Regions from separate parts of the Homo sapiens genome. Here region 2 is linked to region 1. Evidence: chromatin contacts called from ENCODE Hi-C or POLR2A ChIA-PET data. All regions are on one chromosome and are shown on one strand. Each heading gives the region's core, a stretch centred on a gene start or an enhancer-like site at or near the end of the contact. The rest is flanking DNA. Distances are from core to core; before and after follow the strand shown. Region 1 overlaps TBXAS1 (thromboxane A synthase 1). Region 2 overlaps HIPK2 (homeodomain interacting protein kinase 2).

Region 1 (6,066 bases), core at 372-2,871:
GCAATGGCGTGATCTGGGCTCACTGCAACCTCTGCCTCCCAGGTTCAGGTGGTTCTCCTGCCTCAGCCTCCCGCGTAGCTGGGATTACAGGCACCTGCCACCACACTTGGCTAATTTTTTGTATTTTTAGTAGAGATGGGGTTTCGCCATGTTGGCCAGGCTGGTCTCAAACTCCTGACCTCAAGTGATCTGCCTGCCTTGGCCTCCCAAAGTGCTGGGATTACAGGCGTGAGCCATTGTGCCCAGCTGCTCTTCCCTTTTTACTGTCCTATGACTGGTCTCCCAATGCCAGCTGAGAGTGTTGGTCTGATCTCTTTTCTTCTAAGCTGGCCACACAAATGGACCTCAGTTACTCAGTAGCCCTTAAAATCTGGTACCAGTCACCATTTAGGCCTCTGGACATCATCCTTGGGCAAAGGAGGCTTTTTTTTTAAGCTTGGGCCTAGCCCTCCCCACTTATATCCTGGACTGTGAAAATGGACCGAGTGGGCAATAGGGAATTCAGGATGAGCTGGAAAAAAAGAAAAAAAAAACTCCTGCTGCAATAAATTACATCACAGTGGAGATCTCTTTCTACCCAGAAAATTCTGAGCCCAGACAATGGCTCATTTATTTCAGACAATATTCAATACAACAGAATTCCAGGTCAATAGAAGGATTTCTGCAGGTTCTTAGAGTTGGTAGCAAAGGGATTTAACCCACGGAGAAAAGAGAGCTGTTCAATAATAGATTCCCAGGCGTGAGGGAGGCCTTATTAATAAATCCATCGGTGGTCTGCTGAAAATGCTGCCCCCTCCCTTGCGGGCATCCCACCTGACGACAGTGGGGGACTGATGCACCCAGGGCCCTGACCAGGGAGGACGTTTGGGTAAATATTTGGGCAGAGATGGCTGCTGCTAGAATGGTGAGCAGAGCTGGGGAGCGCAGGAAACGGCCCCTTTCTCCCAGGCCCTCAGATGAGACATTTTTATAAACATCCAGGCAGGCAGCCTCTGAAGACTCCTGGGCTTTACAAACACATCTCGTATTCTATAGTCAGCTGAGACCATGCTTTGAGCATGGGCGGTAAGAGGAGCAGGAAGCAGGAGGGGCGGGGAGGGGTCTGGCACCAGCTTTCTAAATTTAACATGCAGTTGCTTTTAGGCCAGTGGATAAAAAATAAATTCCAGTGCTTAAAGCTCTTATCTTTGTTTACCATTTCCCCAAACAGCTAGTGACCTGCTCTCTGACTCCTACAGCAAATCATCAACAAGATGCACACGAAGATGAGGGATGGGAAATGCAGGAGGGGTGTGCGGAGGGCAAGTTGATGGCTCTCCGCCTTCCCGTCACGTTTATTTGGCCTGGCAGAGTGACCAGGATCTGCTAAGGTCATGAGGCTGTCCCTGGGTGGGTGGGGGCGTGGCCATGCTGCATCAGACCGGTCCAGAGGTGGAGGGCACCTTGGGGTCTCTCGTGTGGCTCTCCTGTTGATGAGGGACCTATGAATATCCCACAGCGACCTTTTCAGATGCTCCATAACCTCGTGTGAAAAGCCCCGGTGGACCTGGGCTTGCCTATTGCATTGTGAAGTTGTAGTCCTTTGAAAATCCTGCCCCACGTGGAGTCAGAATCTTTCTTTCTGGGACTGATGCCATGGGGCCTGGCTCCACCCCCACAACTGCATGGCACAGCACTGCCTTTTCCTTGGCCATGGGCTCACCCTGCAGATGGGTGATGATGCGCTCCTGCCTCCCTTCAGTTTGTTCTGTTCTCCCAAATTCTTTCAGTGTGCCTGGTAGAAGCAGTCTGCCAGTCTCCCCTCGCTCCCTCTCATTCATCCCCTCTCTAACTACTCATCCTGCGACCCCACTGACTTGGTTTTGGCCTTGTCCCTGCCACAGTTGACAAATATAATGGCGCGTCTTCTTCTTCATTATTATCATTATTATTACTGGCAATCATAGTCCACTCTGCCTCAAACTCCTAGGTTCAAGTGATCCTTCCACCTCGGCCTCCCGAGTAGCTGGGATTACAGGTGCACACCACCATGTCTGGCATTTTTTTTTTTTTTTTAGAGATGGGGTTTCACTATGTTGTCCAGGCTGGTCTCGATCTCCTGGCCTCAAGCAATCCTGCCACCTCAGCCTCCCAAAGTGCTGGGATTACAGGCGTGAGCCACCGTGCCAGCCATCAATGGTCTCTCTTAGTCTTGAATCTCCCAGGCACTGTCCAGGAGATCTGAGATGTTTTCCAGGGTCCCTTACTTTCCAGTTGCCCTGCCACCTTCCCCTGGGAAGCATTAAGGTTCAATGCTTGGCTCTGTGCTTGTTTTTCTTACCCCTATCCCAGAGGACTCATCCCCGTCTGTGCGATACCATCTCCCCACTTCTACGCCAAGCTGCTCACGGTCTCACCCAGGTGGGGTGGTGGAGGGGGCCTCCAGCAAAATCCTGCAAAAGCTGATCTCCTTCCCCTGGAAGATGCTGCCCCACCCATGTGGTCCTCTTTCTGTGTTTCTCTCAGCCACTTAGGAATGAAACCAGGGAATCCCTTTCATCTCTCTTCATTCCCTGACCCGTTAAATCCCAACACCCTCACCTCCCCTGGTAGAGCTTCCTTTATGACAGTGATTCTGAAATCCAGGCTGCATGTGATAATCCCTTGGGGGACTTCTAAAACAATACCAATTCCTGCACCCCAATCCAGACCGATTAAGTGGAAATGTTTTGGGATGGGCCCCAGCATCAATAGGGAACAGCCAAGATAGACAGCCACTGCTGATAAGGCTTCTCTCTTTCAGCCCCTTTTCCCATTCTGACTACTGGCCTTGTGATTGGAGCACCTCACTTTTGCCTGGACTATTGCAAGAACCTCCTGTCTTATTGACCTATTTCCCAACTCTTTCTACCTCAGCCATCCTACATGTCGTTGTCAGATCACACAAAGCCATTTTCAGTATGTTATCTTGACTCATCAAAAACCTTCAGTGGCTCCCTATTACCATAAAAATAAATCTGTGAATGAACAAATAAATGGTTTCCCAAATACAGAGTAAGTTCTATATGGCACAGAACCGTATCTTATCCCCTCTCTTTCCCTGCCCCTCACCCCACACACTCTGCTAATCGGAGTAAATAGAGGGAACCAGGATCTGTGGGGTGAGTGAACAAAAGCATTTTCTCTGCAAATTAAATGTGGTCCACTCACTTCCCAGTGCAGAGAAAGTGGGCTAGGTGATTTAACTATCACTTACTTAGGGGCTTATTTCTTTCAACATCATATACAGTCAGCTGTGAATGTTCCATACTAATGGAAAAAACAGAATCCTAAATATTACCAAACAGCAGATAATTCAAAGACTCGAATCTAGTTGATGTTGGAATGCGTTTTTGCTTATGAGTGCTGAGTGCTTGTGTCTGATAATTGGGGCAATTTTTAAAAATTAGGTAATTAGATGTGTTTTATTTGTTCCTATTTCCCCCTCCCCCCACTATACACACACACTATATGAATAAATAACTCAGCTCCCAAAACAATGCCCTATTTCTTTCTCTCAGTCCTTTCCTGGAATAGAGATAGTGGTTACATTTCAGAATATTAGCAAGGAAGGGAGAAGAAACTGGGGAGGAGCCTGCAGTTAGAGTAAATAGAAGAAACTAGGATGTCAACAGGCTGCTTTTCAACTGATTCACTGTTAAAATTTTAGGCAGTGTGAACAACCTGTCTGTCAAACTGTTTGCAATATCTACTAAAGCTGAACATACACATCCCTCATGACCCGGCAGTGCCATGCCCAGATGTACACCCAACAGAAACCTGTACTCTGTTCACCAAAAGCCATAAACAAGAATGTTCATAAGGCTTTATTCATAATGGCCCCCAACCTGGGAACAACTCAAATGTCCATTGACAAGGAAAAGGATGGATAAATCGGGGCAGCTCACCCAATGGAGCACCAAATCATGAGGATGAACACACCACAACACACAACATGGGTGACTGTCACAGACATGAAACTGAGCAAAAGAAGGCAGACCGAAAAGCCTGCATGGAAATATTTCATTTATAGGAAGTTCAAGACAAAGAGGCAAAAGTAATCTCTCGTGTTAGAAGTCAAGACAGTGGTTACTACTGAGGGGCATGTGACCGGGAGAGGCCACGGGTGTGCTTCCAAGTGCTGGAAGGTTCTGTCTTGGTCTAAGTGCTGGTTACACAGGAATGCTTACAGTGTGAAAATTCATTGAGCTCTAAGTTTGTGTTTGTGTCATATTTTTCCATATGCGTGTTATTCTTCCATAAAATGTACAAGAGGAAAGGAAGGGAGGGAAGGCTGGAGGGAGGGAAGGTAAGACCAGGTAGGCCCAGGTAATGGAAAAGGCTTGGAATTTGAAGACCTGGATTCAGTTCCAACTCTACCATTAACTGGCCGTGCGACCTGGGACAAGTCACTTCACCTCTCCAAATATCTGGTTTTTTTTCATCTATAAAATAGACAATAAAAGCTGCTCTACCTACCTCACAGTGTGGTTGTGAAGACCAAATGGTATAATGGATGTAAAAATCCATTGGTGAGCAATAAAGTGTTTCACAAGGCAAAACACTATTATTATTCTAGATCTCTGCAGACAGCAATTTCTGCAGCAGGTCAGCACTGTCAGTGAAGCTCAGCCCAGAGCCATCATGGAGAAGACTGATGCCCCGTGGGTTGTGTGTTTGTGTGCGCACGCAGCCTGGTTTATGTTTTTTCATTACATCTCTGCACCTAATCCCTTAATGGCCTGGGCCTCAGAGTACAAAAACACCTGGAAAAATCTCTGTGTTTTTATGAGACGGGTTCTGTCCCCTTCTAAAGCAGGTATAAATAGATGCCATGTACACTCTCTTAATTACTTTTTCTCGAGTATGGATGAATTTCAACATCTAAATCTGCCAAATTATTGAAGCTAGCACAGAGAACTTTCTGGGCATTGGCCAGGGAAGCCAGCAATGTGGATGGAAAGATTTATCACCCCCTCTCATAACCAAACCTCCATCGTATCTCCCTGCAAGCCTTGAAACTGCTCACTGGACCCACTCAGACAACAGAGCTATGGGATCTAGAAGGTGAAATGTCAGAGCTCAGAGAACCTCAGCTCCCTCCCAACCTTGCCATAAGAACTCAGGGCTGGCCGGGCGCCATGGCTTACGCCTATAATCCCAGCACTTTGGGAGGCCGAGGTGGGTGAATCACCTGAGGTCAGGAGTTCAAGACCAGCCTGGCCAACATGGTAAAACCCCGTCTCTATAAAAATACAATAACTACGTGGGCATGGTGGTGAGCGCCTGTAATTCCAGCTACTTGGGAGGCTGACGCATGAGACTCGCTTGAACCCGGGAGGTGGAGGTTGCAGTGAGCCGAGATTGTACCATTGCACTCCAGCCTGGGGGATAGAGCAAGACTCTGTCTCCAAAAAACCAGTTGCAAGGGTGAGGGGCTTTGCCTCTGGTTTATGGTCAGAAGGGCAAAGCGAAGGTCACCCCATTTTCCACGGCTTGGTTTCATATTATAGTCCCACGGTCCCTGGAGAATCAGAGTGAATGGAAATCTTTATTCTTCATATGGCTGTATTGCCCCAAGCTGTCCTCGTGCTTAAGGGATTTCCAGCTCCGGCTTCTAGAGGGCAAGGGCCAGCATCACTTGGCCTACTTCTTAGTATAAGACCAAGTCTAGTGACAGCTGGGTAGGCATAACTACTACAGATGCTGCTGTTCCTACTGCTCTGAAGAAGAAAACTGAAGCCACCTCTGCTTCTATTTCCTTTAACAACATAGAAAAATGATAATTTTTCTATTAGGTCCGTGAATCTCCAGGAAAAATCTTTGTGAAAGCAATGACATTTTTATTTTCTTTTTCTCATTTATACTCCAGATGACATCTGCACACACACCCAGTGTGTGGCGTATGTGTAGGTGTGTGACTGTGTGTGTGTGTCTAGCTTTCAGAGAAAATGATACACAAAATGATAAATATAGAAAAGAGATTAATAGGAGAGGGCAGTACTGTTATTTCCTACATAAAAGGATTTATCGATAGATTGCCCATAG
Region 2 (6,008 bases), core at 60-2,559, 310 kb before region 1:
ATTAAAATTTTCCAGCCATTTCATTATTTGTCATTCAGCAAATGTTAATATTTCTCTTTGTATTCCTACTGAAGCTTGAAATTAACATGGCTTTTTGTTTATTTCTTCATTTCTGCCTCCTTGTCAGCTCATCTCAGGAATGCAGTTGGTTAGCTAGCTGCTGCAGAGCCAAATAAAAAAGCCTAAAGAAACTCAAACATTGACTGGCAAAAGGCTCTGCATGAAAAGGCATTTGTTTTTTAACCTCTCAGAAGTAGAACATTTAGCTTAAAATAAATATTTAACATCTAGGATGCTTTTATCAAGAATCATTTTGACATGGACATTAGTCTTTATCCCAAAAGCCAGATACCCTGGGGAGCAAAGTTCGCTGCAAATGTATGCAAAGGAATAGCGTGTGCAGGATACAAGGAGGCCGGAAGGCCGGAAAGCAGGGGGAGTACAGGATTTCCTAAGGTAAACCGATCTCTTAAGAATGCCTGTTCCCCTCCCGCAAATAATCATTAAACAGAATTCAGCATAAGTTCAGCATTTTCAAGTCACTCAGGGACACAGGTACCCGGGAATGTTCCCTCTGCCCCTGGACTGTTTGTGTTGGATTCCAGCCTGGCTCCTCCTGTCCCCCGACTGCAGGACTGTTTCCCACATGGAATCACGATTCAGTCACGATTAACACCCTCCCCACAGCGTGGCTGGTGCCCAAGCAGCCCCAGTAGGGCTTGGGCCTTGTGGAGGAGAGCCCTCCCCTGGGTGAACAACCCAGACAAGCCAAGTCAACTCTGGTTTTGGGATCGAACATTAAATTCACGTCACTGGCTTTAATTCTTTCCTTACCAGGTGCCTTGGGTTTTGAGGGGATGCTGTTTTATGAGGGCTTTTGTGAGGGCCAGGGATGTTTTCAAAACTACAGGGCTTGGCAGACATGGGTACTGAATGTCCCCAGGAACAAAGTAACCAGGGATTGTGTCCAAAACTGGCTTGAAGAAATGCCTCAAATGTAGCAAATCATTTTTTAAAATTCATGTTAAGATCGGCCAACAGCCTTCAGAAGACAGAACCTTTTTCATGTCTGTGGCATGTGTGTGTTCACGTGTGCTTCCTGAATTTCCCAACCAGGACATGAAGAGCACAGCCCACTGGGATTTTTTTGCTGGTGGCTTCCCATTTGGGAACAGGCTCTGAGAGACAATCTGAGCGGGCTTCCTGTGTTGTCTGAGGCCAGCTTCCACAGGGCTGCCATCAGTCAGCCCATTACTCAGCCATGGGCCCAGTGAGGCAGCCACAGGGCCACTGTGCTACAAGCACCCTCCCCGCCCCTGGTTTTCGTGCCATGGGTTTCCTGTGGAGAACATCGTCACGCTATATTCATCTTTCCTCTTAGCTGGCGCTGAGTCACTCCATGATAAAGCCACTCTTCAAGCTCTATTTTGGGTACACTTTACACTCTGAGGGAGCCGGTAACACATCTCTCCTGATATAAATGTACAGGAGAGCCCGTCAACCACAGCTCTCTGATGGAGCCTACAAGTTGCAATTGGGTCAATGTTTTCACTGCCACAGCACTTAATCACTTGAAAACTTTATCTAAACTTGTGAAGTTTTCCCTGCTTTTAGCTTTTCATTCTTTTTGGCCTGTTTTGATAACAGAAGCATGCTGCCGTCCATCCCAGGTCAGAGCTGGTGGCAGGAGAGAGGTGGGTGGGAGAGGAGGGAGGACACAGCCCACTTCTCAGGTCCTTCTAAATGGTCTTTATTAGCGGATTTCAAAATTTTGCAGTGAAATTATCAGAACACCTGGCACCTCCACATTTAAATGGAAGCACAAACCCAATTCCAAAGCCAAAGGCTTCTTCCGGAACCCCTGCTGTTTTCTATAATCAGCGCCAGTGCTGCACTCCCCTCGCCTCCTCCCGCTCAGTGTGGGTGTCAAGAGGTGACCACAAAAGAGGCTGCTCAACATCACCTGAGAACAAAGCCTCCTTTCCTGCAATTCCAAATTGACTTTTGCTGTACAAGAAAATTAAGGATGCTGTGGCTACCACCAGAGAGCACATTTAAAACTCCTCACATGAAAGGCCCTTGCACTCCTGGGAAAAATATTCTCACTTTAAGGAGAGTCACAGCGTGCGGAGCCTGGACTTTCCATGCACCAAGCCCTGGGTCCATGCAGCCACCACTGCTCCAGGGAGCAGAAGGTCTGATGTTCTCTGAGCTGGAATCTTCCTACATTTCTTTGTCCACTGACTGGGGGCCCTGGTTCTAGGACAGCATCTCCCCTGGTGCTGGAGGTGCTCAAACCACCATGGCCTGGCCTGAGTGGGCTCTATCTTTTCCAGGGCAGGCATCACAGTGGAGCCCTCGGATCTGGCTGACACTCCTGTTACTCGTGCACGGCTTATGTCATGCTGGTACAGACCCTGGGCCATGTAGAGGACTCATGGTGAGATGCCAATGTGGCTACTGCCCCAGCTTCTGCCCTCACTTGGCACATACCATAGACCACGTTGCTTCCACTCCTCAGAAGGAAAACCCCCTCTATTGCCAAGCTGTTCAATATTCACGACAGGCAAGGTCCTTATGATTCAGTCCTGTTACCTCTCCAGCCTCATCATCCACCACATGCCCTCACTCACTCACTCATCAAACATCCACTGAGAGCCCATAGTGAGTCAAGACCTGGGCTTGGCACCAGGAACACTGGGTAAAACCCATCTCTAGCCTCAAGAAACTCATCCATGAGCAGGGGTAGCCAGACCTGTAACTATACATGTGCAATGAGGGGTTGGAATGAAGGGCTCTGTTGAGGCACCTAGGACAGAGATGTCAGTTCCACCTTCTTCAGGTGCAGTGTGGACACCACCTCTTACGGGAAGCTTTCCCTCATCCCTCCCGCTGCGTGCCTGTGCCCTCCTCTGGGTCCCTGTGGTGGGTGGGGCCGTAATGACTGTGCTTGACTGCTCCTCAAGAGCAGGAACACTGTTTTACTCATCTCCTCCCCACAGCACCCTGCACCATGTCCTGCCACACAGTAAGTGCTCCATGCATGTTTATTGTTTCAAATGCGCCTAATGGTAAATCTCAGACTCTGAGTCAATGGCAATCTCCCAAAAGCACTGTGTTAAGGACCCGCGTTCCCCTTTCTTCTAACAGAGGGGACAGAAGGCGCTGGAAGACTCCAGTCAGGACATGTGACTGCTGGAGCAAGCCTAGCTGCTCATGAGCTGTGTGCATTCCAGAGATGCTTCTGGCCCCTCTTGCCCCTTGTCCCCTCCTCTGTAGGACAGTGGAGGGCCCCCTGGCATCACAGGGCCACAGACAGGAAGTGGGGTGGAGCAAGAGAGGCTGGTCCTTTCTGGGAAATGACAGAGCAGCAAGAACCAGACTTTCTGGTGGGAGAGAAAGGAGAATGTGTGTTCTCTCTTAAATATAAGGCATTTTTACCACCAACACGCCACTCAGTAAGGTCACTCCTGGGTTGATGAACAAAACCTTGCTGTTTGTACAATATTTAGCATTACCTGGAAGGGCCTGGCTCTCACCTCGGAGCCTGGACGTGACCTGCTTCATGCTTAACTATATAACACGCGTGCCACACACGAGGATAAAAATGCGAACAGAGACTGCATTAGCTGCCTGTTAATGTGTAACAAGGTACCGCAAAACTTAGTGCCTTAAAATAACCATTACTTCATGGTTGCTCTAGGCCAGTGCTTCAGCAGCGGCCTAGCCGGGTCTGGTGCAGGGTCCCTCATGAGGCTGCGATCAAGATGTTTCCAAGCTCCCCAAGGCAGCTGCGGTCTGTGAGCCTCAGCTCCTCCCTACGGGGGCCTCCACAGGACTGCTCACAACACGGGAGCCAAAGCGAGAAATACCAGAGAGAGAGACACACGCATACCAAGACAGAAGCTGCAGAACCTCTCAGAATCTAATCTTGGAAGTGAAACACCGTCATTTCTGCCAGATTCTCTGGGTCACACAGACCAATCCTGGTGAATACCAGGAGGTGAGGGTCATTAGGGGCCTTCCTGGAGGTTGGCTGCCACTGTCATACCCTGGCAATGGCATTCATACCATTGGCAGGCAATGGCATGTCATACAGCTTCATGAGGGTTGGCTATGTCCTTTCCAGAGTAAAATAGATAGATTCATTATTCTGTATTACACCAACAGTTAGGTCTTACTCACTCTCCTGTGGTTTTGAAGGGCTACAAATACTTTAGAAAATAGTTTTAAACACTGAATGGGCTTGGAATTTGGGGAGGGGCATATATATAGAGAGACATACCTCATTATATTGCCCCTAGCTTGACTGAGCTTTGCAGATACCATGATTTTTTTTTTTTACACAAATTGAAGGTTTGTGGCAACCGTGCATCGAGCCGGTCTATCAGTACCATTTTTCCAAAAGCATGTGCTCACTTCATGTCTCTGTGCCACATTTTGGTAATTCTCACAATATTTCAAACTTTTTCATCATTGTGATATCTGTTATGGTGACCTGTGATTAATGATCTTTGATGTTACTATTGTAATGGTACTTGTGTGCCATGAATTGCACCCATATAAGATGGCAAACTTAATCAAACATGTGGTGTGTATTCCATCTATGAGCTGTTCCCCCATCTCTCTCCTTCTTCTCGGGCCTCTCTCTTCTCTGAGATACAATAATATGGAAATTAGGCCAATTAATAATCCTACAATGACTTCTAAGTGTTCAAGCGAAAGAAAGAGTTGCATGTCTCTCATTTTAAATCAAAAGCTAGTAATGATTGAGCTTAGTGAGGAAGGTATGTCAAAAGCTGACACAGGGCTGGTTGTGGTGGCTCATGCCTGTAATCCCAGCACTTTGGGAGGCTAAGGCGGGAGGACTGCTTGAGGCCAGGAGTTTGAGACCAGCCTGGATGACACAGTGAGACCCTATCTCTACAAACAAAATATTTTAAAAAATTAGCTGGACATAGTGATGTGTACCTATAGTCCTAGGTACTCTGGATGCAGGAGAATCACTTGAATCCAGGAGTTTGAGGTTGCAGTAGCCTATGATTGCACCAATGCACTCCAGCCTGGACAACAGAGAGAGACTGTCTTAATAACATAAAAAAAGCTGAGACAGGCTGAATGCTAGGTCTCTTGTGCCAAACAGCCAAGTTGTGAATGCAAAGAAAACATTCTTGAAAGAAATTAAAAGTGCTACTCCAGTGAACACAGGAATGATAAGAAAGTAAAATGGCCTTACTGCTGATATGGAGAAGGTTTTTTAGTGGTCTGGATAGAAGATCCAACCAGCCACAACACTCCCTTCAGCCAAAGCCTAATCCAGAACAAATCCCTAACTCTTCAATTCTGTGGAAGCTAAGAGAGGTGAGGAAATTGTAGAAAAAAAGTTTGCAGCTATCAGAGGTTGGTTCATAAGGTTTAAGGAAATAAGCCATCTCCATAACATAAAAATGCAAAGGGAAGCAGCAAGTGCCCATACAGAAGCTGCAGCAAGTTATCCAGAAGATCTGGCTAAGATCATTGATGAAGGTGGCTACATGAAACAACAGATTTTCTTTTTTGTTTGAGACAGGGTCTCACTCTGTCGCTCAGGCTGGAGGGCAGTGGCACGATCTCAGCTCACAACAGCCTCAACCTCCTGGGCTCAGGTGATCCTCCCACCTCAGCCTCTCAAGTAGCTGGGATTACAGGCATGCAACACCACAGCCAGCTAATTTTTTGTACAGACAAGGTTTCGCCATGTTGCCCAGGCTGGTCTCAAACTCCTGGGCTCAAGCAATCCTCCTTCCTCAGCTTCCCAAAGTGCTGGGATTACAGGTATGAGCCACCACACCCGGCCAACAGGTTTTCAATGTAGATGAAACAGCCGTCTATTGGAAGAAGATGCCATCTAGGACTTTCGTAGCTAGAGGGGAGAAGTCAATGCCTGGCTTCAAAGATTCAAAGGACAGGCTTGCTCTCTTGTTAAGGGCTGATGCAGCTGGTGACTTTAAGTCGAAGCCAGTGCTCAT

What was found. Hi-C counts contacts between places; a loop is a spot of excess contacts on that map. ChIA-PET counts read pairs that join two places held with the same protein, here RNA polymerase II (POLR2A). Pooled maps may share reads with other maps.
Region 2: a loop to region 1 is called in a pooled map, with 6 times the contacts of the local background. The contact joins two enhancer-like sites. A Hi-C loop is called at or near these places in 7 of 50 pooled maps. POLR2A ChIA-PET finds 5 or more read pairs at or near these places in 3 of 52 experiments (HEK293T, PC-3 and PC-9).

Annotation. Positions count from the first base shown.
Region 1 is chr7:139,994,095-140,000,160 of GRCh38, forward strand. The region is part of intron 9 of TBXAS1 (thromboxane A synthase 1); the gene reads left to right. Among named protein-coding and RNA genes, the nearest start is that of PARP12, 66 kb to the right of the region's middle. RefSeq lists a silencer at 3,982-4,182. Within about 2 kb of position 1,622, at least 3 of the 41 ENCODE cell types and tissues checked have a DNase peak (open chromatin) inside an H3K27ac peak, as active enhancers do.
Region 2 is chr7:139,679,627-139,685,634 of GRCh38, forward strand. All of the region lies in intron 2 of HIPK2 (homeodomain interacting protein kinase 2), which reads right to left. Among named protein-coding and RNA genes, the nearest start is that of HIPK2, 95 kb to the right of the region's middle. RefSeq lists enhancers at 872-2,071, 3,048-3,217. Within about 2 kb of position 1,310, at least 26 of the 41 ENCODE cell types and tissues checked have a DNase peak (open chromatin) inside an H3K27ac peak, as active enhancers do.